3 separate regions of the Homo sapiens genome follow, and regions 2 and 3 are each linked to region 1. A link is an interaction called in ENCODE POLR2A ChIA-PET data of the cell type or tissue named here. Cell type or tissue: Panc1. All regions are shown on one strand. Links, peaks and the distances in the headings refer to the core of each region. The heading gives the core; the rest is flanking DNA. Region 1 holds the start of SERPINE1 (serpin family E member 1). Region 2 holds the start of LNCPRESS1 (lncRNA p53 regulated and ESC associated 1). Region 3 overlaps COL26A1 (collagen type XXVI alpha 1 chain).

What was found. ChIA-PET counts read pairs that join two places held together with the same protein. Peaks named below come from ENCODE experiments on the same cell type or tissue, not always from the same donor. Only the 100,000 strongest peaks of a DNase experiment are listed, where the experiment ranks them.
Region 2: POLR2A ChIA-PET joins it to region 1 with 14 read pairs; 9 of 35 experiments call an interaction of 5 or more read pairs at or near these places.
Region 3: POLR2A ChIA-PET joins it to region 1 with 10 read pairs; 2 of 35 experiments call an interaction of 5 or more read pairs at or near these places.

Annotation. Positions count from the first base shown.
Region 1 is chr7:101,122,213-101,132,382 of GRCh38, forward strand. SERPINE1 (serpin family E member 1) reads left to right here and starts at 4,892. Exons shown (of 9, transcript NM_000602.5): 1 at 4,892-5,032; 2 at 6,181-6,452; 3 at 8,209-8,442; 4 at 9,663-9,857. The coding sequence starts at 6,182. RefSeq lists enhancers at 1-149, 1-30, 3,768-4,547, 5,328-6,107, 6,108-6,887 and 1 more. In Panc1, for the core only: no CTCF peak of the experiment used is centred there; a DNase peak (open chromatin) is centred at 4,819; H3K4me3 peaks cover 3,462 bases; H3K27ac peaks cover 5,000 bases.
Region 2 is chr7:101,291,617-101,301,786 of GRCh38, forward strand. It overlaps LNCPRESS1 (lncRNA p53 regulated and ESC associated 1), which reads left to right and starts at 7,997. Exons shown (of 2, transcript NR_146480.1): 1 at 7,997-8,250; 2 at 9,153-9,730. RefSeq lists enhancers at 1-785, 786-1,695, 1,696-2,604, 2,605-3,514, 5,334-6,242 and 1 more. In Panc1, for the core only: no CTCF peak of the experiment used is centred there; no DNase peak of the experiment used is centred there; H3K4me3 peaks cover 61 bases.
Region 3 is chr7:101,417,768-101,427,937 of GRCh38, forward strand. COL26A1 (collagen type XXVI alpha 1 chain) reads left to right here. Exons shown (of 13, transcript NM_001278563.3): 2 at 2,210-2,332. Among named protein-coding and RNA genes, the nearest start is that of COL26A1, 60 kb to the left of the region's middle. RefSeq lists enhancers at 2,633-3,184, 3,185-3,736, 4,534-5,059. In Panc1, for the core only: no CTCF peak of the experiment used is centred there; no DNase peak of the experiment used is centred there.

The DNA of each region.
Region 1 (10,170 bases), core at 2,631-7,630:
GAGAGAGAGAGTGGAAATGGGGGGCAACCTCCTGCAGCGGAGGAGAGGGGACAGGAGGGAAGGCTCGGGGAAGAAAGGGTAGGCAGGAGGTCAGAGAGAAGGGAGCAGGAAGCGGGAGGCTCAGAGAGAGAAAGGGAAAGTGAAAAAGAAAGCGGGGAAGACAGAAGCAAAGAGGAAGAGCAGAGATCGGGCCAGAAGGCGGGAGGTCAGGGGGCGATGGGTGGTGGGAAGGCCAGTGTCCACCCAGGGCCCACCAGTGGGTGGGGGACAGAGGGACAGTCATGGAAAATCTGAGTGTGATCTACAGTCACGAACCACCTGCTCAGGGACAGATGGAGACATCTTTCCCAGTAGCTGGAATCAGAACTTTCCCCTGAAATCCACAGCCCGGTAACTCACTCTCTTATCTCTGACCCTCCGGAAGCCAGAGATCTAGCTATTTCATCAGCATGGACTTTTCTTTCTGTGCCCGTGTGACCCCTTACAAAAGAGCTCAAGCTGGAAAGAGAGGATTGGATCAAGAAAGAGAGAACTTAGGATTCAGGGGAAAAGGGGAAAGTGATAACCCCTTGAGTCAGATTCTGAGAAGAGGGTTTCTCTGAGAGGTCGGTGGGGAGCAGCCCGCAGGCAGCTGGACCCTGGTATGGAAGGGCTCGGCTCCTAAGGCAGGTAAGAGAAGGCAGGGCCACGTGCATGAAGTAGAGGCAGGGGTCATGGCCAAGTCTGGGTTCTTTTTATTTATTTATTTTTTTGAGACAATCTTGCTCTTTCGCTCAAGCTGGAGTGCAGTGGTGCAATCTCAGCTCTCTGCAACCTCCACCTCTTGGGTTCAAGAGATTCTCCCACCTCAGGCTCCTGAGTAGCTGGGACTACAGGTACGTGCCGCCATGCCTGGCTAATTTCTGTACTTTTTTTTTTTTAGTAGAGACGGGGTTTCACTCCAAGTCTGGGTTCTAGAGTAGCTAGGCAGCCCCAGCTCATCAGAGTCAATGGAGAAATCGGAAACTTCACATGGACCCGATAACACAGGTTTTGCCTCAGTTTCTAATACACATCTTCCCTATGCCTACAAGTTTCCACCGATTTGGGAAAAGACCTCTTAGTAAGTCAGCCACTTCTGAGTCCAAAGTAAAACGCTCCCCACCCTCCACCCCAATCAGGACTAGAGCTGCTCCCCAGCTCTCCCGTGCCCAAGGATGGAATGTCCTTTTTGCTCTTTGCTTTGTCCTTTGAGACAGGGTCTCTCTTTGTCACCCAGGCTGGAGTGCAGTGTTGCAATCATAGCTCACTCCAGCCTTGAGCTCCTAGGCTCAAGCGATCCTCCTACCTCAGCTTCCCATGTAGCTGGGACCATAGGCACACGCCACCACACTGGGCTAATTTTTTTTTTTTTTTTGGTAGAGATGGGATCTCACTGTGTTGCCCAGGCTGGCTCAAATTCCTGGGCTCAAGTGATCTTCCTGCCTCAGCCTCCCCAAAGACTGGGATTACAGGTGTGAGCCACCACACCCAGCAGGGGTGTCTATTTTGGATTGGCATCAGGATCATCCACCCAATCTATGAGTGGGGACTAAATTGGTGACTGCTCCTGCAGAGCTCTGGCTGTCCACAGAAAACAGCAGAGACCTGGCAAGGTATGGGACAATGGCTCCTGGTATGACAGGCAGAGGAAGGGATGGAGGCTAAGCTGCAGCCTGGAGAGGCTGGCGTCAGACACCTGAGGAGGCCACATCTAGCTATGTCTAGACCCATTGAACTTTCAAGTCTTCGAGGCTTGGTACTGCCTGATCCCTGTTCCCCTCTGATCCTTAAGGTCAGAGAGCAAAGCCTTGCGGGGTACTTTTTTTTTTTTTTTTTTTGAGACAGATTCTTGCTCTGTCACCCAGGCTGGAGTGCAATAGCATGATCTCGGCTCACTGCAACCTCCACCTCCCAGGTTCAAGCGATTCTCCTGCCTCAGCCTCCCAAGCAGCTAGGATTACAGGCACGCACCACCATGCCTAGCTGATTTTTATATTTTTAGTAGAGATGGGGTTTCATCATATTGGCCGGGCTGGTCTTGAACTCCTGGCCTCAAGTGATCCACCTGCCTTGGCCTCCCGAAGTGCTAGGATTACAGGTGTGAGCCACCATGCCCTGTCTTGGGGTACTTTTGAGGACAAGAGTTAAGTTCGGGACTGGGCATGTTGGCTTATACACTTTGGGAGGCAAAGGTGAGAGGATTGTTCCAGCCCAGGAATTTGAGACCAGCCTGGTCAACATAGCAAGACTCTGTCTCTATAAGAAAAAATAATAATTAGCTGGGCGTGGTGGTGCTTGCCTGTAGTCCCCGATACTTGCTTGAGCCCAGGAGTTCAAGTCTGCAGTGAGCTATGATCACATGACTGCACTCCAGCCTTGGTGACAGAGTGAGACCCTGTCTCCAAAAAAAAAAAAAAAAAGAGATGGGTTTGGGGCTGGACTTGTCTTCTTCCAAGAGGTCAGGGCAGTTGCTTCTTCCTCACCGCTAACCACACTCTCAGGGACTCCAAACCACAACTAAGAAAAGGAAAAAGACATAAACAAGAGGCAGTTTCACAGGAAGAGTTCTCCTAATGTGTCTGTGAGCCTAACTTTCCGACTGTGGTTCTCCTCTCTTTCCCTGCCAGCTGTGAGAAAACAAAGCCTAAGGCAGATTAAAAAGCAGGAGGGCTGCTCAGTGTGGTTGCCCTTGGTATCTGTTTACTGAAAAAATCCAAAACAAACATCCGACGCTTCCACCCACTGAAACTTCCTGTGACTCTGCTATCAGCTGTTGCCATGGATTCTCCCAACTGAACCCCACCACATACACTAAACCCAACAGTCCGTGGACCCCAAGTATGCCATCTCTCCAATACAGGACCCCCTGGGCAGCACCCTGGCCACCCTTCCATCCACAACATCCAGACCACACGGCCAAGGGCACCTGACCCTGTCAAAACCCCAAATCCAGCTGGGCGCGGTGGCTCATGCCTGTAATCCCAGCATTTGGGAGGCCGAGGCAGCCGGATCACGAAGTCAGGAGTTCGAGACCAGCCTGACCAACATGGTGAAACCCCGTCTCTACTAAAATACAAAAATTAGCCGGGCGTGGTGGTGCACACCTGTAATCCCAGCTACTCGGGAGGCTGAGGCAGGAGAACCACTTGAACCTGGGAGGCGGAGATTGCAGTGAGCCAAGATAGTGCTACTGCACTCAGCCTGGGCAACAAAATAAGACTCCGTCTCAAAACAGAAAAACAAAAAAAACAAAAAACAACAACAACAACAAAATCCACTAGTCTAGCCCTACATGCTCACCCACTGCTAGCCAGTTTCCACCCTCTACAGCAGAGGTACCCAACCTCTGGGCCAGGGGCCCGTACTGGTCCATAGCCTGTTAGGAACCAGGCTGCATAACAGGAGGTGAGTGGCAGGTGAGTGAAATTTCATCTGTAGTTACAGCCACTCCTCATCACTCGCATTACCACCAGAGCTCCACTCCCTGTCAGATCAGCGGCGGCATTAGATTCTCATAGGAGCTCGAACCCTATTCTAAACTGTTCATGTGAGGGATCTAGGTTGCAAGCTCCCTATGAGAATCTAATGCCTGATGATCTGTCACGGTCTCCCATCACCCCTAGATGGGACCATCTAGTTGCAGGAAAACAAGCTCAGGGCTCCCACTGATTCTACACGATGGTGAATTGTGGAATTATTTCATTATATATATTACAATGTAATAATAATAGAAATAAAGCACACAATAAATGTAATGTGCTTGAATCATCCCGAAACCATCCCACCCTGGTCTGTGAAAAAATTGTCTTCCATGAAACCAGTCCCTGGTGCCAAAAACGTTGAGGACCACTGCTCCACAGAATCTATCGGTCACTCTTCCTCCCCTCACCCCCTTGCCCTAAAAGCACACCCTGCAAACCTGCCATGAATTGACACTCTGTTTCTATCCCTTTTCCCCTTGTGTCTGTGTCTGGAGGAAGAGGATAAAGGACAAGCTGCCCCAAGTCCTAGCGGGCAGCTCGAAGAAGTGAAACTTACACGTTGGTCTCCTGTTTCCTTACCAAGCTTTTACCATGGTAACCCCTGGTCCCGTTCAGCCACCACCACCCCACCCAGCACACCTCCAACCTCAGCCAGACAAGGTTGTTGACACAAGAGAGCCCTCAGGGGCACAGAGAGAGTCTGGACACGTGGGGAGTCAGCCGTGTATCATCGGAGGCGGCCGGGCACATGGCAGGGATGAGGGAAAGACCAAGAGTCCTCTGTTGGGCCCAAGTCCTAGACAGACAAAACCTAGACAATCACGTGGCTGGCTGCATGCCCTGTGGCTGTTGGGCTGGGCCCAGGAGGAGGGAGGGGCGCTCTTTCCTGGAGGTGGTCCAGAGCACCGGGTGGACAGCCCTGGGGGAAAACTTCCACGTTTTGATGGAGGTTATCTTTGATAACTCCACAGTGACCTGGTTCGCCAAAGGAAAAGCAGGCAACGTGAGCTGTTTTTTTTTTCTCCAAGCTGAACACTAGGGGTCCTAGGCTTTTTGGGTCACCCGGCATGGCAGACAGTCAACCTGGCAGGACATCCGGGAGAGACAGACACAGGCAGAGGGCAGAAAGGTCAAGGGAGGTTCTCAGGCCAAGGCTATTGGGGTTTGCTCAATTGTTCCTGAATGCTCTTACACACGTACACACACAGAGCAGCACACACACACACACACACATGCCTCAGCAAGTCCCAGAGAGGGAGGTGTCGAGGGGGACCCGCTGGCTGTTCAGACGGACTCCCAGAGCCAGTGAGTGGGTGGGGCTGGAACATGAGTTCATCTATTTCCTGCCCACATCTGGTATAAAAGGAGGCAGTGGCCCACAGAGGAGCACAGCTGTGTTTGGCTGCAGGGCCAAGAGCGCTGTCAAGAAGACCCACACGCCCCCCTCCAGCAGCTGAATTCCTGCAGCTCAGCAGCCGCCGCCAGAGCAGGACGAACCGCCAATCGCAAGGCACCTCTGAGAACTTCAGGTAGGAGAAAAGCAAACTCCCTCCAACCTCTTACTTCGGGCTTAAGGCAGAGAACTCGCCTCCCCAGAATCTCCTCCCTCCATGATCCCCCGCTATTCCTCTATTTTCTTTTCCTCGGACCTGCAGCCTTGGGTCGACCCTGCCCTAGGGGTGACTGCAGGAGAGCAGGGAGGATGGTCAGGCGTCACCAACAACCCCATCACCCAGTAACAAGAACCTTGACTCTCTCAGTCCCTCTGCATCAAGACACTTACCCATTTCCCACCTCATGCCTGCTAACTTGAATGAAACAATCGCTGGGAAAGCATTAAGAGAATTAAGGCTGGGCACTGTGGCTCATGCCTGTAATCCCAGCACTTTGTGAGGCTGAGGCAGGCAGATAACTTGAGCCCAGGAGTTTGAGACCAGCCTGGGCAACATGGCAAAACCCTGCTCTCCCAAAAAAATACAAAAATTAGCTGGGCGTGCTGGTGTGCCTGTATTCCCAGCTACTTGGGAGGCTGAGGTGGGAGGATTGCTTCAGCTGGGGAGGCGGAGGCTGCAGGGAGCCAAGACTGAGCCATTGCACCCAGCCTGGGTGACAGAGCAAGACCCTGTCTCTAAAAATGAATGAAAGGAAGGAAGAAAGAGAGAGAAAGAGAGAGAGGAAAGAAGGAAGGAAGTAAAGAAGAAAGAAAGAAAGAAAGAGGAAAGAGGAAGAAAGAAAGAAAAGAAAGAAAAGAAAAGAAAGCAAATTTAAAGCTTATGCAAATCAAAGATGTTGTGATAATTGATAATTGAGTCTGGGCTAAATTCCCCCTGGGCTGCAAAGGCAGAGAGTGGTAATGACTTCTCACCTGCTTTTCTTCTAAGGCTTTTTTACGGGACACAGAGGGAAGGGAGATGGACTGGATTCCAAGATTCCCACAGGGCAAGATGGGCGAAGACTCCCTGCCACTGCCCGGGGATAAGTCAGTCTGAGTGAGACGGAGTGGGATGGGCTTAGAACCTGAACATGTCATGGTCTCTTCCTGCACCTTGCCCTAGTGTTCACTTACCACCTGCTTGCAGGAAACAAGAAGAGCAGGGCCCACAGCTGGCCAGCTCCCCTCCCCTCCCGCCTGTCTTCCAGAACGATTCCTTCACCAGCCCTCTTTCCATTGCTCTAGGATGCAGATGTCTCCAGCCCTCACCTGCCTAGTCCTGGGCCTGGCCCTTGTCTTTGGTGAAGGGTCTGCTGTGCACCATCCCCCATCCTACGTGGCCCACCTGGCCTCAGACTTCGGGGTGAGGGTGTTTCAGCAGGTGGCGCAGGCCTCCAAGGACCGCAACGTGGTTTTCTCACCCTATGGGGTGGCCTCGGTGTTGGCCATGCTCCAGCTGACAACAGGAGGAGAAACCCAGCAGCAGATTCAAGCAGCTATGGGATTCAAGATTGATGGTGAGCCACGGGACACCAGGGGAGGTGGGTGGCATGCAGAACAGACCTACCAGAAGCCAAGGAAAGGCTGGCTCTGGCTTAGCCGAGCCAAGCCCCATACAGCTGTGCTGCAGGGGCCACCCCATCTTCTTCCCACTACACTCCAAGTCACTGGACCCTTGAATCTCCAAGGGTGTCTGACCAGTAGATTTACCGCTTATTCACCACCGTGTGATCTTAACCTCGTTAAGTTTGCCCATCTACAAAATGAGGATTATTTGCTGTCCTAAAGAATTCATGAGCCGGGCGCGGTGGCTCAAACGCCTGTAATCCCAGCACTTTGGGAGGCCAAGGCGGGCGGATCATGAGGTCAGGAGATCAAGACCATCCTGGCTAACACAGTGAAACTCCATCTCTACTAAAAATACAAAAAAAATTAGCCAGGCGTGGTGGCAGGCGCCTGTAGTCCCAGCTACTCGGGAGGCTGAGGCAGGAGAATGGCATGAACCCAGGAGGCAGAGCTTGCAGTGAGCTGAGATCGTGCCACTGCACTCCAGCCTGGGCGACAGAGAGAGACTCCGTCTCAAAAAAAAAAAATAAAAGAATTCATGGAATTACACTTGTGAAATACTTAGCATAGCCATCACTATAGGAAAAAAATCTAAGGCCAGGCACAGTGCCTCATGCCTGTAATCTCAGCACTTTCGGAGTTTGAGGCAGGAGGATCACCCAAGGCTAGGAGTTCAAGGCCAGCCTGGGCAATACGGTGAAACCCCGTCTCTAATAAAAATATAAAAATTAGTCTGATGAGGTGGTGCACCTGTAATCCCAGCTACTCAGGAAGCTGAGACACAAGAATCACTTTAACCCGGGAGGTGGAGGTGGCAGTGAGCTGAGATCACACCATTGCACTCCAGCCTGGGTGACAGAGTGAGACCTGTCAAAAAAAAGAAAAGAAAGAGAGAGAGAGAGAGAAGAGAGAGAAAGAAAGAAGAAGAAAGAAAGAAAGAGAGAGAGAGAAAGAAAGAAAGAAACAAAGAAACAAAGAAAGAAAGGAAAAGAAAAAAAAAACTAAGGCCAGGCAAGGTGGCTTATGACTGTAATTTCAGCACTTTGGAAGATTGAGGCAGGAGGATCACTTGAGGCCAGAAGTTCGAGACAAGACTGAGCAACAGGGAGACCCCTGCCTCTACAAAAAAATTTACAAATTAGCCAGATGTGGTGACACATACCTGTAGTCCCAACTACTCAGGAGGCTGAGGTGGGAGGATGGCTTGAGCCCAGGAGCTGGAGGCTGCAGTGAGCTATGATTGTACCACTGCACTTCAGCCTGGGCAACAAAGGGAAGCCCTGTCTGAAAAAAAAAAAAAAAGAAAAAGAAGAAGAAAGAAAATATTTAGGGTTCATCCAGGAGGCAGAGGTTGCAGTAAGCTGACATCGCGCCATTGCACTCCAGCCTGGGAGACAAGAGCAAAACTCCAACTCAAAAAAAAAAAAAAAAAAAAAACAGGAAGAAAATATTTAGGGTTCATAATTTAAGAACAGAGAAAAATATTCTAGCCCAAAGAAAGGGTTGGGATCTGAGACTTTTGAAGAAAGGAAGGAGATACAGAAAAGAGATTTCATCCTGGAATGAAATCTCCCTCCAGAGAGCCCTGGGAAAGCACGGTAGCCCCCATCCATCAGAGTGGAGCCCCTTGTGGGGGAAGTGGGCTCGGCTGGGAACCCTCAATTCAGCATAAGCCTCACATGTCCTCTCCTCTCTGTCCCGGTGCAGACAAGGGCATGGCCCCCGCCCTCCGGCATCTGTACAAGGAGCTCATGGGGCCATGGAACAAGGATGAGATCAGCACCACAGACGCGATCTTCGTCCAGCGGGATCTGAAGCTGGTCCAGGGCTTCATGCCCCACTTCTTCAGGCTGTTCCGGAGCACGGTCAAGCAAGTGGACTTTTCAGAGGTGGAGAGAGCCAGATTCATCATCAATGACTGGGTGAAGACACACACAAAAGGTGAGCAGGCAGGGAAAGGAAACCCATTTCCTGGGCCTCAAGAGAAAGGGAATTTGGAAATAAATCCACATATCCCAGTTGGGTGCAGTAGTTCACACCTGTAATCCCAGCCCAACACTTTGGGAGGTCTAGGCGAGAGGAAGGCTTGAGGCCTGGAGTTTGAGACCAGCCTGGCCAACATAACAAGACCTCATCTCTTCAAAAAATTTAAAAACCAGCCGGGCATGGTGGTGCACACCTGTAGTCCCAGCTACTTGGGAGGCTGAGGTGGGAGGATCACTTGAGTCCAGCAGTTCAAGGCTGCAGTGAGCTATGTTTGCACCACCACACTCCAGCCTGGGTCACAGAACAAGACCTCATCTCTAAAAAACAAACAAAAACCAAATCCACATATCCTAAAAAATGCTCCTTTTCAGCATTCTCTTCTCTATGGACAAAGGGCTGGATGCTTTAAGAACCAAATCTTAGGCTGGGCACGGTGGCTCACGCCTCTAATCCTAGCACTTTGAGAGGCCAAGGCGGGCAGATTGCCTGAGCACAGGAGTTCGAGACCAGCCTGGCCAACATGGTGAAACCCTGTCTCTGTCAAAAATACAAAAAATTAGCCAGGTGTGTTGGCGCATGCCTATAATCCCAGCTGCTCGGGAGGATGAGGTTCAAAGAATCACTTGAACCCGGGAGGCAGAGGCTGCAGTGAGCTGAGATCATGCCACTGCACTCCAGCCTGGGTGACAGAGCAAGACTTTGTCTCCAAAAAAAGGAACTAGACGGGTTCATTTAAACCCCTGACTGCAGCCCTTTGACATACATCCAATTGAGGACTGGGGACTCCGGGAAACATCTAAAAGGCTTAAAAACTTTGTCTAACTTCAGCCGGGCATGGTGGCTCACACCTGTAATCCCAGCACTTTGGGAGGCTAAGGCAGGTGGATCAAAAGGTCAGGAGTTTGAGACGAGCCTGACCAACATGGTGAAACCCCGTCTCTACTAAAAATACAAAAATTAGCCAGGCATGGTGGCAGGCGCCTGTAATCCCAGCTATTCGGGAGGCTGAGGCAGGAGAATTGCTTGAACCCCGGAGACAGAGGTTGCAGCGAGCCGAGATCGCGCCACTGCACTCCAGCCTGGCAATAGAGTGAGACTCCATCTCAAAACAACAACAACAACAACAACAAAATCGTCTAACTTCCTGATCTTCCTGATCATTGATTTTCCCATAGGTATGATCAGCAACTTGCTTGGGAAAGGAGCCGTGGACCAGCTGACACGGCTGGTGCTGGTGAATGCCCTCTACTTCAACGGCCAGTGGAAGACTCCCTTCCCCGACTCCAGCACCCACCGCCGCCTCTTCCACAAATCAGACGGCAGCACTGTCTCTGTGCCCATGATGGCTCAGACCAACAAGTTCAACTATAGTAAGTCCAAGAGCCCCTTCCCCACAGCCCACAGCAACTGCATCTCATTCCTGGGGTCTCCCAAGGAATACCCAAAATGTCACCCTCTGAGGGAGGAAGACCACAGGGAATGCTCCCCTTTAAGGGAGGAGAGACCCTAGAATATACTCCAGCTTTGACAAAGATTTCCCAAGCAGGAGACATCAGGATAATGGGAACAGAAGACAGGAGGTTTATCCCATGAAGGATGAAGAAGCTGAAATCCAGAGATTCCCTCAGGGCCACATTTGTCCACCTGACTCCAGGGTCTCATCTTCGTGTGTTGCTAGTGTGA
Region 2 (10,170 bases), core at 3,018-8,017, 170 kb after region 1:
TGGGTGACAGAGTGAGGCTCAGTCTTTTTTTTTTTTTAGAGGGAGTCTTGCTCTGTTGCCCAGGCTGGAATGCAATGGCACAATCTCAGCTCACTGCAACCTCTGCCTCCCGGGTTCAAGCGATTCTCCTGCTTCAGCCTCCTGAGTAGCTGGGATTACAGGTGCCTGCCACCATGCCTGGCTAATTTTTGTATTTTTAGTAGGGATGGGGTTTCGCCATGTTGGCCAGGCTGGTCTCCAACTTCTGACCTCAAGGCTCTGCCCGACTTGGCCTCCCAAAGTGCTGGGATTACAGGCGTGAGCCACCGCACCCGGCTGGGAGGTCTATATTTGGGCTGAGTCCTAGAGCCTATGCTTTCCAGGCAGAGCCAACACAGAGGAAGCAGGTAAGGGAGGGGCTTTGTGTGGGGTTGGAGGTGGCTGCTGCAGGACAGGGCACAGCACAGCCACAGTGGCCTCACTCCGATTGGCTTCACTGGCTCTCACAGTACAGATCCCCTCAGGCAAGACCCCAAATGCAGTAAAAAGTAGATTCTTCTACAGCGAGACCCAGTGAGGAAACAGCTGGTGCACAGACTAGTAGAAAAATAAAGTGACTGGAATCACAGCATTGCAGACTCTGAGGCCAAAGGCTCCAGGGATTGGGTTAAGAAGCAGTCCTGTGCTGCTCCCAGGACTGTGGTGGGAGCAGCGGCAAAGTGGCAGTTCCTGGGACTGGGGCAGGCCGGGCAGATTCCTCAATCCTTTTGTGGAGGTGAAGGCAACTCCATCTTGGATGCTGATCGCCACGTTGACTTATCATTAACCCTAGTTCCGGGAAGGCCTCTGAGATTTTATTTTTTTGAGATAGAGTCTCACTCTGTCATCCCAGCTGGAGTACAGTGGCCCGATAGCAGCTCACTGCAACCTCTGCCTCCTGGGTTCAAGCAATTCTCCTGCCTCAGCCTCCTGAGTAGCTGGGATTACAGGCGCCCATCACTACACTCGGCTAACTTTTGTATTTTTAGTAGAGAAGGGGTTTCACCATGTTGGCCAGGCTGGTCTTGAACTCCTGGACGTCAGGTGATCCTCCTGCCTCGGCCTCCCAAAGTGCTGGGAATACAGGCATTAGCCACTGTGCCTGCCCTAGACTGCCTTTGTATGACTAACAGATTAGCCACAAGATTAGAAATTATGGTTTAGGAGTCATGCAGCTGGAGGCTACAAAATTCTGACCCTTCCTAACCCACTCCTAAAATCAGTGCTTGAAATTTTTTTTTTTTTTTTTTTTTTGAGATAGAGTTTCACTCTTGTCACCCAGGCTGGAGTGCAATGGTGTGATCTCAGCTTACTGCAACCTCTGCCTCCCGGGTTCAAGCAATTCTCCTGCCTCAGCCTCCCAAGTAGCTGGGTTTATAGGCGTCCACCACCATGCCTGGCTAATTTTTTGTATTTTTAGTAGAGGGAGGGTTTTGCCTCAGGTGCTCTGCCCACCTTGGCCAAAGTGCTGGGATTACAGGTGTGAGCCACCGTGCCCAGCCTGGTGCTTGAGATATTTTGCAGACCCTGCACTTGATGGATCAGCTGGCACCACCCAGATGGATAAACTGGCTCAACCATCTTGTGGCCCCACCACCCAGGAACTGACTCAGCGCAAGAGGACAGCTTCAACTCGCTGGGAATTCATCTTCAACTCAACCAATCAAAACTCGACTCACTGGCCTTCCCCCATACACCAAATTATACTTAAAAACCCTGATCCCCGAATGCTCAGGGAGACTGATTTGAGTAATAATAAAACTCAGGTCTCCAGCATAGCTGCCTCCGTGTGAATTATTTTCCAAGGCAATTCTCCTGTCTTGATAAATCGGCTCTGTCTAGGCAGCGGACAAGGTGAACCCGTTGGGCAGTTCTACTCTTCCTTGGGCCCCTCAGCTTCCTTGGACTTTGGGGATAGGTTTGCATAGACCTGCCACCTCGGAACATCCTTCCTCCTATTGTAACTGCCCAAGGGGTTCACCTTGCCCGCAGCCTAGACAGAGATCAAGACAGGGGAAGTGCAATAGAGAAAGATAATTCACCCAGGGCCAGCTGTGCCAGAGACTGGAGTTTTATTATTACTCAAATCAGTCTCCCTGAGTCGGGGATCAGACTGTGTTTTTTTTTTCTTCTTTTGAGACAGAGTCTCTCTCTGTTGGCCAGGCTGGAGTGCGGTGGCGCAATCTCTGCTCACTGCAACCTCCACCTCCCAGGTTGAAGCGATTCTCCTATCTCAGCCTCCCTAGTAGCTGGGACTACAGATACCCACCACCACGCCCAGCTAATTTTTGTATTTTTAGTAGAGAAAGAGTTTCACCACATTGGCCAGGCTGGTCTTGAACTCCTGACCTCAAATGATCCACCCACCTCAGCTTCCCAAAGTGCTGGGATTACAGGCGTGAGCTTTTACAGAGTTTTTAAGGATAATTTGATGGGTAGGGGACCAGTGAATGGGGAGTGCTGGCTGGTTGGTTGGGGTTTGAAATCACAGGGAGTCAGAAGCTGTTCTCTTCTGCTGAGTCAGTCCCTGGGTGGGGGCCACAGATCTGGTTGACAAGTCCAGGTGGGGCCATCCGGTTGATAGAAATGCAAAAACCTGAATAGCCATCTCAAAAGGCCGATCTTAGGTTCACAATAGTGATGTCACCTTCAAGAGTGATTGGGGAAGTTGCAAATCTTACTACCTCCAGAATAACGGCTGGTAATACTTAGAATTCCAGCCCTTCTTATTCTAACTTCATGGCTGGTGGCCTTTCTTTCATTTTACAAGAACAATTTAGCTTTGGGGAAAGGCTATTATGTTTAGTTTAAACTACAAACTAAATTCTTTCCCAAGGCTAGTTCCGCCTACACCCAGGAATGGATGAGGACAGTTTAGACGTTAGAAGCAAGATGGGGTTGGTTAGGTCTGATGTGTTTCGCTGTTACGATTTCCTTAGTTATAATTTGCAAAGGCGGTTTCACTGTGTTCCCACCAGGGGTTGTGGAAAGGGAAGGTCGGGTGTCAGAAAAGGGTCTTTCAGGCTAGAGTGAGGCCTCTATTCTTGGGGTGGGTGGTTGGAGACCAGGACAGAGGAGTGCCCCCGTTTAGATATGGCCTTGTGAGGGCTGGCCTCTGGCTATCCTAAGCACAACAAGCCTCGCCCCCACTTATCCTCACCTGGGGCTCCTCTTCCTTCAAGGCTGGGGCACCCGAGGAAGGACATGGATGATGACACAAAAGCAACTCTCATTTCCTACATGTCCTTGAGTTTCAGGCATGGGTACTGCTTCTCCGAAGACCCCTGAATACAGGGACACAGGTGCAGTCACATGACTTAGGCCTTTTTTTTCTGTTTTTTGAGTCGGAGTCTCGCTCTGTCCCCCAGGCTGGAGGGCAGTGGCGCATTCTTGGCTCACTGCAACCTCCGCCTCCTGGGTTCAAGCGATTCTCCTGCCTCAGCCTCCTGAATAGCTGGATTACAGTTGCCCGCCACCACGCCCAGCTAATTTTTGTATTTTTAGTAGAGATGGGGTTTCACCATCTTGGCCAGACTGGTCTTGAACTCCTGACCTCATCATCCACCTGCCTCGGCCTCCCAAAGTGCTGGGATTACAGGCATGAGCCACTGCACCCGGCCACTTTAGGCCTTTAACTCTGCCATAACTCCTTTTCTTTAAAACATTGATTTTTTTTCTTTGATTTTTGAGACAGGGTCTTACCATGTCACCTAGGCTGGAGTGCAGTGGCCCGGCCCAATCTTGGCTCACTCTGTAACCTCCACACCCCAAACTCAAGGGATCCTCCCACCTCAGCCTCCAGAGTCCCAAATAGCTGGGACCACAGGCGCATGCCACTACATCTGACTATTTTTTTATTTTTTGTATTTTTAGTACGGAGAGTCTTGCTATGTTGCCCAGGCTGGTCTAGAACTCCTGAGCTCAAGAATCCGCCCACCTCGGCCTCTCAAAGTGCTGGGACTATAGGCCTGAGCCACTGTGCCCGGTCTGGAGTCCGCATTTTTAACTAGATCTCAGGTCATTTGTGTGCACACTGAACTTTGAGAAGCTCTGATTTATTTATTTATTTAGACAAAGTCACACTCTGTCACCCAGGCTGGAGTGCAGTGGCGAGATCTCAGCTCACTGCAACCTCTGCCTCCCAGGTTCAAGTGCCTCTCCTGCCTCAGCCTCCAAGTAGCTCCAAGATTACAGGCGCCCACCACTACGCCTGGCTGATTTTTGTATTTTTAGTAGAGACCAGGTTTCACCATGTTGGCCAGGCTGGTCTTGAACTCCTGACCTCAGATGATCCACCCGACCTCAAATGATCCGCCCATCTTGGCCTCCCAAAGTGCTGGGATTATAGGCATGAGCCATTGTGCCCAGCCCAAGAAGCTCTGATTTAAAATGCAGTACCCAATAAATTGATGAAGGTAGTTGAAACAATCTCTAATATATGTGACAGTTTAGAGTTTATAAAATAATTCCATATTTGTTATTTCATTTTATCTTTTTTTGTTTTTTGTTTTTTTGAGACAAGAGTCTCACTCTGTCACCCAGGCTGGAGTACAGTGGTGCAATCTCGGTTCATTGCAACCTCCACCTCCTGGGTTTAAGTGATTCTCCTGCCTCAGCCTCCCGAGTAGCTGAGATTACAGGCGCCTGCCATCACATCCGACTAATTTTTGTAATTTTAGTAGAGATGGGGTTTCACCATGTTGGTCAGGCTGGTCTTGAACTCCTGACCTCAGTCAATCTACCGCCTCAGCCTCCCAAAGTGCTGGGATTACAGGCGTGAGCCGCCGCACCCAGCCTACTTGAGTAGTTTCCTTTTTTTTTTTTTTTTTGAGGTGGAATCTCGCTCTGTTGCCAGGCTGGAGCGCAGTGGCATGATCTCGGCTCATTGCAACCTCCTCTTCCTGGGTTCAAGTGATTCTCTTGCCTCAGCCTCCTGAGTAGGTGGGATTACAGGCGCCTGCCACCACGCCCAGCTAATTTTTTTGTATTTTTATTAGAGACGCGGTTTCACCATGTTAGCCAGGATGGTCTCGATCTCCTGACCTCATGATCTGCCCGCCTTGGCCTCCCAAAGTGCTGGGATTACAGGCGTGAGCCACCGCGCCCGGCCAAGGATCTTTTTTTTTTTTTTGAGATGGAGTCTCACTCTGTCACCCGGGCTGGAATGCAGTGGCACCATCTCAGCTCACTGCAACCTCCGCCTCCTGGGTTCAAGCAATTCTCCTGCCTCAGCCTCCCGAGTAGCTGGAATTACAGGTACGTGCCACCATGCCTGGTTAATTTTTGTATTTTTAGTGGAGATAGGGTTTTGCCATGTTGGCCAGGCTGGTCTCAAACTCCTGACCTCAGGTGATCCGCCCACCTCTGACTCCCAAAGTGTTGGGATTACAGGCGTGAGCCACTGCGCTGGGCCCGATTAAGTATCTTTAGATGGGAAGATGATCCTGGAGTATCCAAGTGGGCTCTAGAAGATGCAATTAGAAGTGTCAGTATAAGAAAGAGAGAAGAAGATCTGAGACGGATACCTAGAGAAAGCAATGTGGGAGCTGGGCATGGTGGCTCACGCTGTAATCCCAGCACTTTGGGAGGCTGAGGCACATGGATCACCTGAAGTCAGGAGTTCGAGACCAGCCTGACCAACATGGCGAAACCCCCCAAAATACAAAAATTAGCCAGGTGTGGTGGCAGGCACATGTAATCCCAGCTACTCAAGAGGCTGAGGGATGAGAACTGCTTGACAGCCCGTGGGGCGGAGGTTGCTGTGAGCTGGGATCACGCCATTGCATGGTAGCCTGGGCAAAAGAGTAAGACTCTGTCTCAAAAATAAAATAATAAGGCCGGGCGAGGTGGCTCACGCCTGTAATCCCAGCACTTCGGGAGGCCGAGGTGGGCGGATCACGAGGTCGAGAGATCGAGACCACCCTGGCCAACACGGTGAAACCCCGTCTCTACTAAAAATACAAAAAAAGCCGGGAATGGTGGCAGGCGCCTGTAATCCCAGCTACTTGGGAGGCTGAGGCAGGAGAATCGCTTGATCCCGGGAGGCAGAGGTTGCAGTGAGCCAAGATTGCACCATTGCACGCCAGCCTGGGCAAAAAGAGTGAAACTCTGTCTCAAAAAAAAAAATAAATTAATAAAATAAAATAAAATAATATAAGTCAGCAGGCGGTGGCTCATGTCTGTAATTCCAGTACTTTGGGAGGCCGAGGCAGGCGGATCACCTGAGGTTGGGAGTTTGAGACCAGCCTGACCAACATGGAGAAAACCCGTCTCTACTAAAAATACAAAATTAGCTCGGTGTGGTGGCACATGCCTGTAATCCCAGCTACTTGGGAGGCGGAGGAAGGAGAATCGCTTGAACCCAGGAGGCAGAGGTTGCGGTGAGCCAAGATCGCTCCATGGCACTCCAGGCTGGCCAACAAGAGTGAAACTCTGTCTCAAAAATAAAATAAAATAAAATAAAAAAACACAGATCTGGCCACATTAATTTTCCGTGAAAAAATCTGTCAGTGGCACATTAATGCCTGTAAGATGATGCCAAACTCCTTGCCTGGCCTGAGGTGCTCTTCACCGTCTGGTCCCTCATCTTCTCCCTCATGCTCAAATACACAAACATACATGCACACATTGACACTCCTATGTTCACAATCGCTCTCACACACACACTCACACTCACTTGAGCCATGCTGCACTACAGAATTCCTATGATTGGGCTGTTTTAGCTTCTGTGAGTTTCATGAGCTCCTGCAACGTCTCTCATAGAAAGAAAGTTGTTTCATCTCAACACATGTGTGGCAAAAACTGGTTTGTTCAGCATGGAATAGAAAATGGTTCTGCTGCTGGGCGCAGAGGCTCATGCCTGTAATCCCAGCACTTTGCGAGGCCAAGGCAGGAGGATCACCTGAGGTTAGGATCTTTCCTTTAAAAGAACTGATTGTTGAAACCATGACTGTGAAATTCCACATTTAAACATATTTGTACCTCAACTCATGTTTTTCAATATCATGAAAAGTCCATCCAGGCCAGGCACAGTGGCTCACACCTGTAATCCCAGCACTTTGGGAGGCTGAGGCGGGCAGATCACAAGGTCAGGAGTTTGAGACCAGCCTGGCCAACATGGTGAAACCTCGTCTCTACTAAAAATACAAAAATTAGCTGGGCATGGTGTCAGATACCTCTAATTCCAGCTACTCCGTAGGCTGAGGCAGGAGAATCATTTGAACCTGAGAGGCAGAGGTTGCAGTGAGCCGAGATGGCGCCATTGCACTTCAGCCTGGGCAACAGGGTGAGACTCCGTCTCAAAAAAGTCCATCCACAAAAAATGCATATTTTTACATAAATGATTATTACAAATTTCTAACAATATGTGACATTTCAATATACATGATTATGTTGACATTACGCAGCTGTAAAAGAGAACAAGGCAGCCCGGGCCTGGTGGCTTATGCCTGTAATCCCAGCACTTTGGGAGGCCAAGGCGGGCAGTTCACTTGAGATCAGGAGTTCAAGACCAGCCTGGCCAACATGGCGAAACCCCGTCTCTACTAAAAATATTATACAAAAAAATTAGGCGTGGTGGCATGCGCCTGTATTCCCAGCAACTCGGGAGGCTGAGGCAGGAGAATCGCTTGAACCCAGGAGGCGGAGGTTGCAGTGAGCCGAGATCACAGGACTGCAGTCCAGCCTGGGACGACAGGGCTAGACTCCGTCTCAAAAAAAAAAAAAAAAAAGAAAGAAAGAAAAAGAAAAGAACAACGCGGCTCTGCGAGTACTGACACAAATCCCCAGCATAAAAAGTGAAAAATGCACACCTTTGTGGAAAAGTGTGAATAGTCTGCTCCCATTTCTATTAGCAAACACACCTGTGTGCACACTGAGCTTTCTGTCCAGTCTGGAAGGGGAGGGCGGGGCCTTCCCGGGAGTGAAGGGGATGGGGCCGACCCGGACCCTCCAGGGAACGCCCTTGAGTAACTCCCGCACTTGGGACCCCGTTTCCACCCAGGACCACAGGCTCAAGATGGCCTGGTAGATGCAGCCGGCACGCGCCTCTCCTCCGACGGGAACAGAAGGAGCCGGTAGGTTTTCACACTTGCAGCAGATCCGCTAAGAGAACGAGGGATTCAGCCGAGAAGCCACTGGGAGCCCGAGGAGTGGAGCAGAGGCACCCAGGCAGCCTGCGCGGAGAAATCGGATCGGCTGGGACGGCCTGCAGCCCCCGCGCGCGGGGAAAGGGTGAGTGAGAGACCCCGGGGCTCCGCAGTCCCGCTACCGACTTCCACAGCCCCCCGACCCTCGCGGGCCTCCAGAATGGGCAGCGGCCGAGAGATTCCCCAGCGGCGTTGCAGGAGCCCACGTGGAGCCCACGGGCTTCCCTGCCCTGAGCAGCTGCAGCTGCAGCCCCCGCCACCCCGAGAGTCCAGCCCCGAGGGCAGCTCCTGCCTTGCCTGCGGTTACCGCCGCCGCCAGCTGAGGGCCAAGGAGGGAGAGGGGAGGCCAGGCGCTCTCAGGAGTCCCAAAGGACAAATAACCCCGCCGCTGCCGCGGGACCCAGACGCGAGCCAGCTGCTCGCCCGCCCTGCCCCGCCTGAGCTTTCCGCCGGCAGCCTGGGGCCCAGCCCTTCCCTGTCTGTCACAGCCAGAGCCCAAACCCCGGGGGCCTGAGGACAGTCCGCTGGCGGTTCCGTCCCGCGAGGACTGGAGCACAGGGGCCTGGGGATTGGTGGCTGCGGGTTTTGTCCGTCACCGTTGGCGGCTGAACACTCCTCCCCGGGGTCTGAGGTCTGGGGCACAGCCTGCCGATACCACCACGGACAGGCCAGGGGACTCGCTTGCCCCTCCCACCCATCAACACCTGCTGCCCCCGGGCCTGAGATTAGCCGCATGCCCAGGCAGGGACTGTCACTACCAGCATTCGAGCAGGGCACCTAGACGCCCACGAAGAGACCCACAAATCGCTCCCCTGAACCCACTAACGCCAGGGCCAGTGTACACTGCTCTGGGGCTCAAGAACAGGCAAGCACAGTCTCCACTAATAACCACACCTTAAGTCACCCAAGTAATGTACAGAGCCTACACTTCTACCTCAAACCAAAGCCAAGATCCCCTACTTAACCACATCATATCTACATCTTCAGGAAGAAGTCCTCCCCTACAAAGCGAATTCACAAACGGAAGAAGTGACTGTTCCACAGGATGCGCAGATCTCAACGGAAGGACCCAGGAGACATGAAAAAGCAAGGAAATGTGACGCCTTCAGAAGAAACCAGTAATTCTCCAGCAACAGATCCCCATCCAAAAGAAATTCAGGAAAGCTCAAACAGAGAATTGAGCAGAGAATTGACCGGACTGATTGTAAAGAAGGTCATCAACATGGAAGAGTCTTTTGAACAACAACATAAAGAAATGAGGAAAAGAGGTGGGGAGATATATGAGATGATTACCTGCCAGAAAGAGGTTTTAAAATTCAACAGAAGAGTATTTCTGGAACTGAAGAAATCATTGGATGAAATACAAAGTACACTCAAAAGCTTCAATGATAGACTAGAACAAATAGAAGAAAAACTCTCAGGGCATAAAATCTGAAGCATTTTTCTCACTTTAAAGATTCATGGGTTGTACTCTGGCCATTAATGTGAACAAAACCTGCTGGGTTAGTTCTTATTCTGGGGTCTTGGGTAATCGTTAGAGCGAAATAAAAATAATTTCCCTTAGAGATGGTCGATTTTGCAAGATTAGTTATCATCCAGCAGTTAGGTAAAGATGATCTGATTCAGTTACTGAATCTGATCAGTACTGAATTCAGTAGGCACAGTAATCCTAACAGGTGAATGTAGCTGAAGTACATTGTCATGGTCAAGAAAAGCCACTCTCTCTAACAGATTGCCCACACAGCTACATGTCAGCCCTCCTCGCTGCAAACCTGACAAACACTGTAGCATTTTATTATTTATTTATTTATTATTTAGAGATGTGGTCTTTCTGTACCCAGGCTGGAATGCAGTAGTGCAATTTCACTGCAGCCTCCATTTTCCGAGCTCATGCAATTATCCAGTCTCAGTCTCCCAAGTAGCTGGGACTACAGGCATGAGCCATGAGGCCTGTCTAATTTTTTTTTTTTTTTTTTTTGGTCGGAGCTTTGCTCTTGTTGCTCAG
Region 3 (10,170 bases), core at 2,409-7,408, 300 kb after region 1:
CTAGAGTGCAGTGGTGCGATCTCGGCTCACTGCAACTTCTGCCTCCTGGGTTCAAGTGATTCTCCCGTCTCAGCCTCCCAAGTAGCTGGGTCTACAGGTGTGTGCCACCAAGCCTGGCTATTTGTTTTTGCATTTTTAGTAGAGACAGGGTTTCTCCATGTTGGCCAGGCTGGTCTCGAACTCCTGACCTCAGGTGATCCGCCCACTTTGACCTCCCAAAGTGCTGGGATTACAGGCATGAGTCACCATGCCCAGTCGTATATATATACTTTTTGTAGAGACAAACAGGATCTTGCTATGTTGCCCAGGCTAGTCTAGAATTCCTAAGCTCAAGCGATTCTCCCACCTTGGCCTCCCAAAATGCTGGGATTATGAGTGTGAGCCACCGCACTCAGCCTCCAATGCCTGATTCCTGAAACCAGCAGGGACAAGGACCCGGGTCCTACCTGTCCAGCTCTTTCTATGGTGGTCCCCTAACCAATCTCTCTGATGGTCACCTTTGGGTCCCTCTCTACCTCCTCATCTGCATCTGTGCCCCCATGTGGCTCCTAGCTTCAGCCCCGGTCCTCTTTTGTGTGTTTCTGGCTGTGATTTTTGCCTTCAATGTGGGCCCATCTACTTTCTGTCTCTTAGGGACCCCTCCAAATGTCTGGCCCATTGCTTCTCTCTTTCCAATGCCCTTGAGGACTTTTTTTCTTATTTTATTTTATTATTATTTTTAGACAGGGTCTCGCTCTGTCACCCAGGCTAGAGTGCAGTGGCATGATCACAGCTTACTGTAGCCTCAACCTCCTGGGCTCAAGTGATACTCCTGCCTCAGCCTCTTGAGTGGCTAGGACTATAGGCGTGTGCCACCACAGGTAATTTTTAAATATTTTTGTAGAGATGGGGTCTCGCTATGTTGCCCAGGCTGGTCTCAAACTCCTGGGCTCAAGTGATCCATCCTCCTCGGACCCCAAAAGTGCTGAGCCACCACCCGGCCAGGGACTTATTTTTTAATTTTCAATTTCTAGGCTATGGGGATGGGAGGAGGAGGTGGGAGCACCTTAACCTGATCCCGTATTGTTTGTGTACGTCCCTTCCTCTTTCCTCCTCTCCACTGCCCAAGCTTGCTGCCCCTTGCTTCTTGTACTCTGAAGGCATTTATTCCCTAGCCCGGCAGGTCACATGTCTCTTCCTTTCTCCTGGCTCCTCCCCTTCCTTCAGCCTTCTGGCTCTTTCTTTCTTTCTCTCTCTCTCTCTCTCTGGCTCTTTCCCTTCCTCCCTCCCTCCCTCTCTCCTTCTCTCTCTCTTTCTCTCTCATTCCTCCTCCCCTCCCCTCCCCTCCCCTCCCCTCCCCTCCCCTCTTCTCCCTTCCTCTCCTCCTCTCTTCAGGGTTTCACTCTGTTGCCCAGGCTGTAGTGAAGTAGCATGATCATAGCCACTATGATCCTGGGCTCAAGCCATCCCCTGCCCCAGCCTCCTGAGTAGCTGGGACTACATGTGTGTGCCACCACGCCTGGGCTAATTTTTTAATTTTTATTTTGTAGAGGCAGGGTCTCACTATGTGGCTCAGGCTGATCTTGAACTCCTGGGCTCAAGAGATCCTCCTGCCTCAGCCTCCTAAAGTGCTAGGATTACAAGTGTGAGCCACTGTGCCTGGCCTGGCCACTTCCCATTGCAGGCAAGTCTCTAGACTTGCCGTGGTCTCTCTCCGCTCTGTGCCTGTTACACCGCTGCTTCCCCTGCTGGCTTCGTCCCCTCTCACGGCCCCCACACATTGGTCAGTTGGTCGGTTGGTCGGTTGGCTAACTTATCTTGCACTACTCAGCTGGTGGCCTCAGGGCCTGCTGGGCGAGATGCCCTGCTCCGTTCCTGTAGCTTGTGTGTTCACCACGTGGTGGAACGTGTTACCTGCTGTTCCTATGGACTGTGTCATCTCCTCTCCCCACCAGGGTGAGATTTCCACGGGCAGGGCTGAGTCTTTCTCACCAATTCCACACTGAGTGGTCAGTGACGGGAATGATGCCAGGGCTTGGTGGCCAAGGGTTGCAAGTGTTCTCTCTTCCCCTCAGACCGAGACAGAGGGTCTCAGTGGGCCCCCCATCCAAGAGAGCGAGCCTCCACCCCAGGTTTGCGGGGGCCCCTCCCTGTCCAGCACGGCCCCCTGACCCGAAGTTGGCAGCTCTGGGAACAGGCAGGGCTCATGTGACTGTTGCTCTCTCCACAGGCACTGGTGCCATCACACAGTGACACGGACGGTGTCCTGCCAGGTGCAGAATGGCTCGGAGACGGTGGTCCAGCGCGTGTACCAGAGCTGCCGGTGGCCGGGGCCCTGCGCCAACCTCGTAAGGTAAAGGCCGCTGGGCTAGGCTGCTCTGCCCTTCCCTCCCATTCCCTCGGACAAAACCAGTCCCAGGATGGCTCTGGGAGAGGCTGGGCTGTGCTCACAGACAAAGGCTGAGCATGCATTTATGGAGCACCTTCTGTATATAAGGCATGGGTGTGTGTATATAGGGTATATATGTGTGTGTGCAAAGATGTCAGAGACATGCTCCTACCGCAACAGAACCACACAACCCAGTGGGTGTTTGACAGACAGAAGACCACCACAGATGAGTGGGGTATGGGATCCGAGGTCGGGGAAGGCCAGGTGGGGTTGAAGAGGGAACCAACCAGCCTTATGGCTCCAGGCTGGAACGAGGGGCTACAATGACCTTGGAAATCCAGCCTGTCTTTGGCCCCATCCATCACAGGCCTCGCCCCTGGCAGCACTGCCCCACTCACCAGGCATGTCCCTCTCACTGGCCCTACTTGTTACTGGACCTGCCCCTCACGAGGCCTGCCTTTCACCAGCCCTGACCCTCATGAGCCCCACCCTTCACCAGCCCTGCCCCCACCAGCCTTGCCCCTCACCAGCTCTGCCCCTACCAGCCACGCCCCTCACCAGCCACACCCCTCACCAGCCCCTCCCTCTCACCAGCCCCGCCCATAGTCAGCCCTTCCCTCTCACCAGCCCCTCCCTCTCACCAGCCCCTCCCTCTCACCAGCCCTGACCAGACCACAGGCTTCAGGGACTCTTCAGCATCCGCAGAGAGATCTTGCTGTCAGACACCAGCATTCACGGTCTCCAAAGTTCCAACTCTCCTTCTTTTCCCTTCTTCCTCCTCTCCAGGCCGTGCTTAGCTCCAGGGACTGGCTTCCCCAAACCACTCTCCCCACAGCCTGCCCAGCCTGGGGCCTCTACCCCAAGCACCGTGGAGCCGCTGTCCTCAAACTCCAAATCCCTTCCCCTCCTTTGTGCCCTCCCTAACGGGACATTTTGCCTGGGTCAGGGTTCTCCAGAGAACCAATAGGAAGGGATGGGGGAGAGGGAGAGTGGGAGAGAGATTGAAATGGTAAGGAATTGGCTTGTATGATTATGGAGACTGGCGATTATTCCAAACCTGCAGGGTGGGCTGGCTGGCTGAGACCCAGGGAGGAGAGCTGATGTTGCAGCTTGAGATGGGCTGGCTGCTGGTCAAATGCCTCCTTCCTCCGGGGAAGTCAGTCTTTTTCTTAAAGCCTTCGACTGATTGGACAAGGCCCACCCACATTATAGAGGGCAACCTGCTTTACTCCAAGTCTACTGATTTAAATTAATCTTGGCTGGGTGCGGTGGCTCATGCTTGTAATCCCAGCACTTTGGGAGGATGAGGCGGGTGGATCACTTGAGGTCAGGACTTTGAGAGCAGCCTGGACAACATGGCGAAACCCAGTTTCTACTAAAAATACAAAAATTAGCCAGGCGTGGTGGTGGGCGCCTGCAATCCCAGCTACTGAGGAGGCTGAGGCAGGAGAATCACTTGAACCCAGGAGGTGGAGATTGCAGTAAACCGAGATTGCGCCACTGCACTCCAGCCTGGAAAAAAAAAAAAAGAAATTGCTACGTCTCATGACTGGTGATGTTAACTTTGATCGCTTGCTTATGATGGTATCTACCAGGTTTCTCCACTGTTGCATAATTATCTTTCCCTTTGTCTTTTACATGTATGTTGTGGGGAGACATTTTAAACCTATACGAACATCCTGTTTCTCATCATACTATCATATTGCTTGCAACAGTTAATGCTATGGTGTTTGCCAAATGGTGATTTCCTATTTTCATTCTTCTTTAATAGTAGAGATGCTTCACTTGAGACCCCTATTGCATACAAGTGTTTTGATACAGGTCATTCTGCAAGGGGAATGGCTAGGTAAACGGAATGTCATTCATTTTCATTTTTATTAGAAACAGCTGCTTTTGCCAGTTGCGGTGGCTCACGCCTGTAATCCCAGCACTTTGGGAGGCTGAGGCAGGTGGATCACCTGAGGTCGGGAGTTCGAGACTAGCATGACCAACATGGTGAAACCCAGTCTTTACTAAAAATACGAAAATTAGCCAGACGTGGTGGTGGGCACCTGTGATTCCAGCTACTTTGGAGGCTAAGGCAGGAGAATCACTTGAACCGGGAGAAGGAGGTTGCAGTGAGCTGAGATTGTGCCATTGCACTCCAGCCTGGGCAACAAGAACAAAACTCCATCTCAAAAAAAAAAAAATGCTGGTTTTAAATGCTATACTAGAGAGATGGCAGTGGGTCCAAAATGAAAAAAAAAAAAAAAAAAAAAAGCTTTTTCCTTTTCAGCAGAGGGTACAGACACTCCCTATCCCCTGCCTTCCCCACTTCCCCAGGAGCTAAATTCCAAGACTCTCCTGCCTTTCTCGTCAGCAGGGAGTTTCAGATTACCAGGTCATGGCCTCTTGATTTGGGAACAGCTTCTGAGAAGAAAAGTCTTTGAAGTCTGATCTGTCTGTGACCCTGACAGGCTGGGCTTTGGCTCAGAGCTCTGTTGGAGAAGTGGCTGTCCTACTCTTTCTTTCTTTCTTTTTTTTTGGAGACAGGATCTTGCTCTGTTGCCCAGGCTGGAGTGCAGTGGTGCAATCATGGCTCACTGCAGCTTCCAATTGCTGGGCTGAAGTGATCCTCCTGCGCCAGCCTGAATAGCTAGGACTACAGGCATGCATCACCGTGCCTCACTAATTACTTTTTCTTTGGTAGAGACAGGGGTCTCGCCATGTTGCCCAGGCTGGTCTTGAACTCCTGGCTTCAAGGGATCCTCCTGCCTCAGCCTCTCAAATTGCTGGGATTACAGGTGTGAGCCACCATGCCTGGTCTCAACAAGTTAAAGCTGTTACACTATCAAAACACAATAACGCAGCCGGGCACGGTGGCTCACGCCTGCAATTGCAGCACTTTGGGAGTCTGAGGCGGGTGAATCACCTGAGGTCAGGAGTTTGAGACCAGTTTGGCCAACATGGAGAAACCCTGTCTCCACTAAAAATACGAAAATTAGCCAGGTGTGGTGGTGAGCACCCGTAATCCCAGTTATTCAGGAGGCTGAGGCAGGGAGAATTGCTTGAACCTGGGAGGCAGAGGTTGTAGTGAGCCAAGATCGTGCCACTGCACTCTAGCCTGGGCGACAGAGTGAGACTTCCTCTCAAAACAAAAACCAAACAAAAAAAAAGAAAAATACAATAATGCACCTATAAGAAAAGCTGGACAAGCTAGCGCCTGAATCACTGACCTGGACTGAAAATTTTTCAAGTGATCATTAATGTTGCATAGTTGTTCTCTCCTTTACCACTTAAGTAATTATCTGAACAATGTTTCAGAAGTGCTGGGGTCCGGCCCGGCGTGGTGGCTCACGCCTATAATCCCAGCATTTTTGGAGGATAAGGTGGGTGGATCACACGGTCAGGAGTTTGAGACCAGCCTGGCCAATATGGTGAAATCCCATCTCTACTAAAAATACAAAAAAATTAGCTGAGTGTGGTGCCACATGCCTGTAATCCCAGCTACTTGGGAGGCTGAGGGAGGAGAATTGCTTGAACCTGGCAGGCGGAGGTTGCAGTGAGCCGAGATCGCACCACCGCACTACAGCCTGGGCGACAGAGTGAGACTCCGTCGCAAAAAAAAAGAAGGACCGGGGTCTTCGATGTGGTGTTCACTGACTTTCCAGGGAGTTCTTCTCACTCACTCCTTGGAGTTCGGAGGCCAAAACAGAACATTCAGTCAGGGCTGACATGAATTTGTCATAAGTCTCCCCTTTGCCTATAACATATAACTAGTGGGAACCTTGCTAATTAAAACAATTTGGCCAGTGACAGTGGCTCACACCTGTAGTCCCAGTTACATAGGAGGCTGAGGCAGGAGGATTGCTTGAGGCCAGGAGCTCGAGACCAGCCTGGGCAACACAGTGAGACCCACCCCATTTTTACAAATTTTTTAAAAAACATCAGCCATGGGTTGTGGTGCGCACCTGTACTTGGGAGGCTTAGGTGGAAGGATCGCTTGAGCCCAGGAGTTCGAGGCTGCAGTGAGCTGTGATTGTGCCACTGTACTCCAGCCTGGGCGACAGAGCGAGACCGTGTCTGAAAATAAATAAATAAATACAATAATAAAACTTAATTTTCATTCTCTTAGAGAAATCCCAAATTGCTGATCTTAATTGTCATAATTTCTGCTGTTATTATATTTTACTAGGGAATGGGCCGGGTGTGGTGGCTCACACCTGTAATCCCGGCACTTTGGGGGGCCAAGGAGGGTGGATCACCTGAGGTCAGGAGTTTGAGACCAGCCTGGCCAACATGGTGAAACCCTGTGTCTACTAAAAATACAAAAATTAGCCAGGTGTGATGATGCACACCTGTAATCCCAGCTACTCAGGAGGCTGAGGCAGGAGAATCACTTGAACCTGGGAAGCGGAGGCTGCACTGAGCCAAGATCATGTTGCTGTACTCCAGCCTGGGTGACAGAGCAAGTCTCCGTCTCAAAAAAAATTTAATAATTTATTAGGGAAGGAGAGGTTAACACAGTTTTCTTTCTCACTAGTAACTCATAAATGAGCTAGAATTGGGTGCACACCCTCTGTCTGTGGCCTTGGGGCTGCTGTCTGGGCAGGGAGAGGCAAGATGACAACAGGTTGCAGCATTATCCTTTGGTCCCCTGGGGTTCCATATGCATTCCTGTCTCAGGTCCTGGTTTTGCTGGCCTTGCCTATATGAAGCATCTGGTTTGTGGCAGCCATCTCACTGGTCTCCCCACTCCCCACCCTGCCCCGCTCTAGCTCCTTCTCTCCACAGAAGCTGGAGGGATATTTTATTTTATTTTATAAGGGTCAGGATCTCCCTTTGTCCCCCAGGCTGGAGTGTAGTGGTGTGATCATAGCTCACTGCAGCCTTGAACTCCTGGGCTCAAGCAATCCTTCTGCCTCAGCCTCCTGAGTAGCTGGGACTACAGGCACACACCACCATGCCCAGTTAATTTAAAAAAAATTTTGGCCAGGCGCGGTGGCTCATGCCTGTAATCCTATAACTTTGGGAGGCTCAGATGGGTGGATCACGAGGTCAGCAGTTCGAGACCAGCCTGCCCAACATGGTGAAACCCTGTCTCTACTAAAAATACAAAAATTAGCCAGGCGTGGTGGCGGGTGCCTCTAATCCCAGCTACTCAGGAGACTGAGGCAGGAGAATCGCTTTAACCTGGGAGGCAGTGTTCATTCCCTGGCCGAATTGCTCATCGTCTGCCCGCTCTGCTAGTCTGGGAGCCTTAGGAGGTCCGGGACTGTCTCATTGGCTGCTGTGTTCCCCATACCTGGCTTGCAGGAGATGAAGCAGCATTACTGAATTGAGGTTAGGTTAGGAGGATGAAATCAGATCAGAGATGTCAGAGAACTCTGGGTTTTGTTTTAGATGGAGTCTCATTCTGTCACCCAGGCTGGAGTGCAGTGGCGTGATCTCGGCTCACTGCAACCTCTGTCTCCCAGGTTCAAGTGATCCTCCCACCTCAGCCTCCCAAGTAGCTGGGACTACAGGTGTGCATCAGGACACCTGGCTAATTTTTTTTTCTGTATATTTAGTGGAAATGGGGTTTCACCATGTTGGCCATGTCGGTCTCGAACTCCTGAACTACCTCAAATGATCGGCCTCCCTCGGCCTCCCAAAGTGCTGGGATTACAGGTGTGAGCCACCATGCCCGGCCCCCAGTGCTTCTTAGCATAATTTTTTTTTTTTTTTTTGGAGACGGAATGTCATTCTATCACCCAGGCTGGAGTGCGGTGGCGTGATCTCAGCTCACTGCAACTTCTGCTTCCCGGGTTCAAGCGATTGTCCTACCCCAGACTTCTGAGTAGCTGGGACCATAGGTGTGTGCCACCACACCTGGCTAATTTTTGTATTTTTAGTAGGGATGAGGTTTCACCATGTTGGCCAGGCTGGTCTCGAACTCCTGACCTCAAGTGATCCACCCATCAGCCTCTCAAAGTGTTGAGATTACAGGCATGAGCTGCTGCGTCAGGCCAGCATAATTTTTTAGCATAGTTTTTCAGTTTTCTTAAGAGTCTGCTGCAAGAGTCTGCGTGCTGGGTAGAATTCCCTGAGCGAGCAGAGCCTGGGTGGGAGGAACTCGGAAGGTTCCTGGGAGCACTTTGAGGCAGGGTCTGTCTTCTGCACTGGTTTCCCCATGGCTCATAATGGCTTGTGTCATCACTATAAATGACGTTACCAAAAGAAGCTTCAATAACGGGGGAATATTCACCTCACAATCTATCTGGGAGAGGCGGCCAGGTCTCAGCCATGAAGATCCTGGGATCCTTTGACTGAACTCTCCACCCACACCTGTGTGTCCACCATGACCTTCCTCAAGGTCGCAGAAGGGCAGCAGCAGCTCCAGGCATCACGTCTCACACCACAGTGTCCCAAAAAAGAGAGGAAGGGGATGGGACACAGTTTTCTCCTATCAGAGAGTACAGCCTTTTCCAGAATCCCTAGCAGACTTCCCTGGATGTCTCATTGGTCAACATTTTTCCTCTGAGCCTCAGTTTCTCCAGGGCTAAGATGGTGGTGATAGAAGGCTGCCTCAAGAGGTTCTTGGAAGGGGATGTGAGGTTTGCAGGGGAAGGTCCTGCACTGAGCCTTGCTGTAATAAGAACCCTGGGAATGCAGACTGAGGCCAAAGTATGGGTGAGCTATGAAGAGAATCAGAAGCAGGTCCCAGCACGTCAGCCGAGGCAGCTCCCAGCGGGCAGTTCTGGCCTAGGCATGCCTTGATCTTGCATTCCGCTCTCTGAGGTTAGGGTGGCAAACCCCAGCTGGGCCCTGTGTAGCCGCCTTGTGTGGTACTCTGTTGCTTACCATCCTGCCTGCTCAGTGTGTCTTGCTACATTTCACCCCCAGCATTTACATAGAAATTTGCAAATGTGTGTATTTCTTGTCTGTTCCCCCTCATCATTTACTTATTTATTTATCTTTAAGAGAGGGAGCCTCACTCTGTTGCTCAGACTGGAGTGCAGTGGCACAATCATAGCTCACTTTGGCCTCGAATGCCTGGACTCAAGTGATCCTCATGCCTTAGCCTCCCAACTGGGTGCCATGATGGATGGATGCCATATGCCTGGCTAATTAAAAAATTTTGTTTTTTGTAGATATGAGATCTTGCTTTGTTGTCCAGGCTGGTCTTGAACTCCTGGCCTCAAGTGGCCATTCCACTTCAGCCTCCTGAGTAGCTGGGACTACAGGTGTGTGCCACCACACCTGGTTAATTAAAAATTTTTTTTGGCGGGGCATGGTGGCTCATGCCTGTAATCCCAGCACTTTGGGAGGCCCAAGTGGGCAGATCATTTGAGGTCAGGAGTTCGAGACCAGCCTGGCCAATGTGGTAAAACCCCTTCTCTACTAATAATACAAAAATTAGTCAGGCATGGTGGCAGGCACCTGTAATTCCAGCTACTCGGGAGGCTGAGGCATGAGAATCACTTGAACCCAGGAGGCGGAGATTGCAGTAACCAAGATCGTGCCACTGCACTCCAGCCTGGGTGACAGAGTGAAACTGTTTCTTAAAAAAAAAAAAAATTATTTTTTGTTTTAGATATGGGATCTTGCTTTGTTGCCGAGGCTGGTCTTGAACTCCTGGCCTCAAGTGATCCACCTGGGCTTCCCAAAGTGCTGGGATTACAGGTGCGAGCCATTGCACCTGGCTGTCTTCACCATTTTCAGGAGCTGTAGGGGACCCAATTCTGGTTCCCTTCATTCTTTGAAGCATTTTGGATGCTTTCATTTGTGTTGGCTTAAAACTTTTGTGTGGAAAAGAGAATGGAGTCTGCTCCTCATGGTGT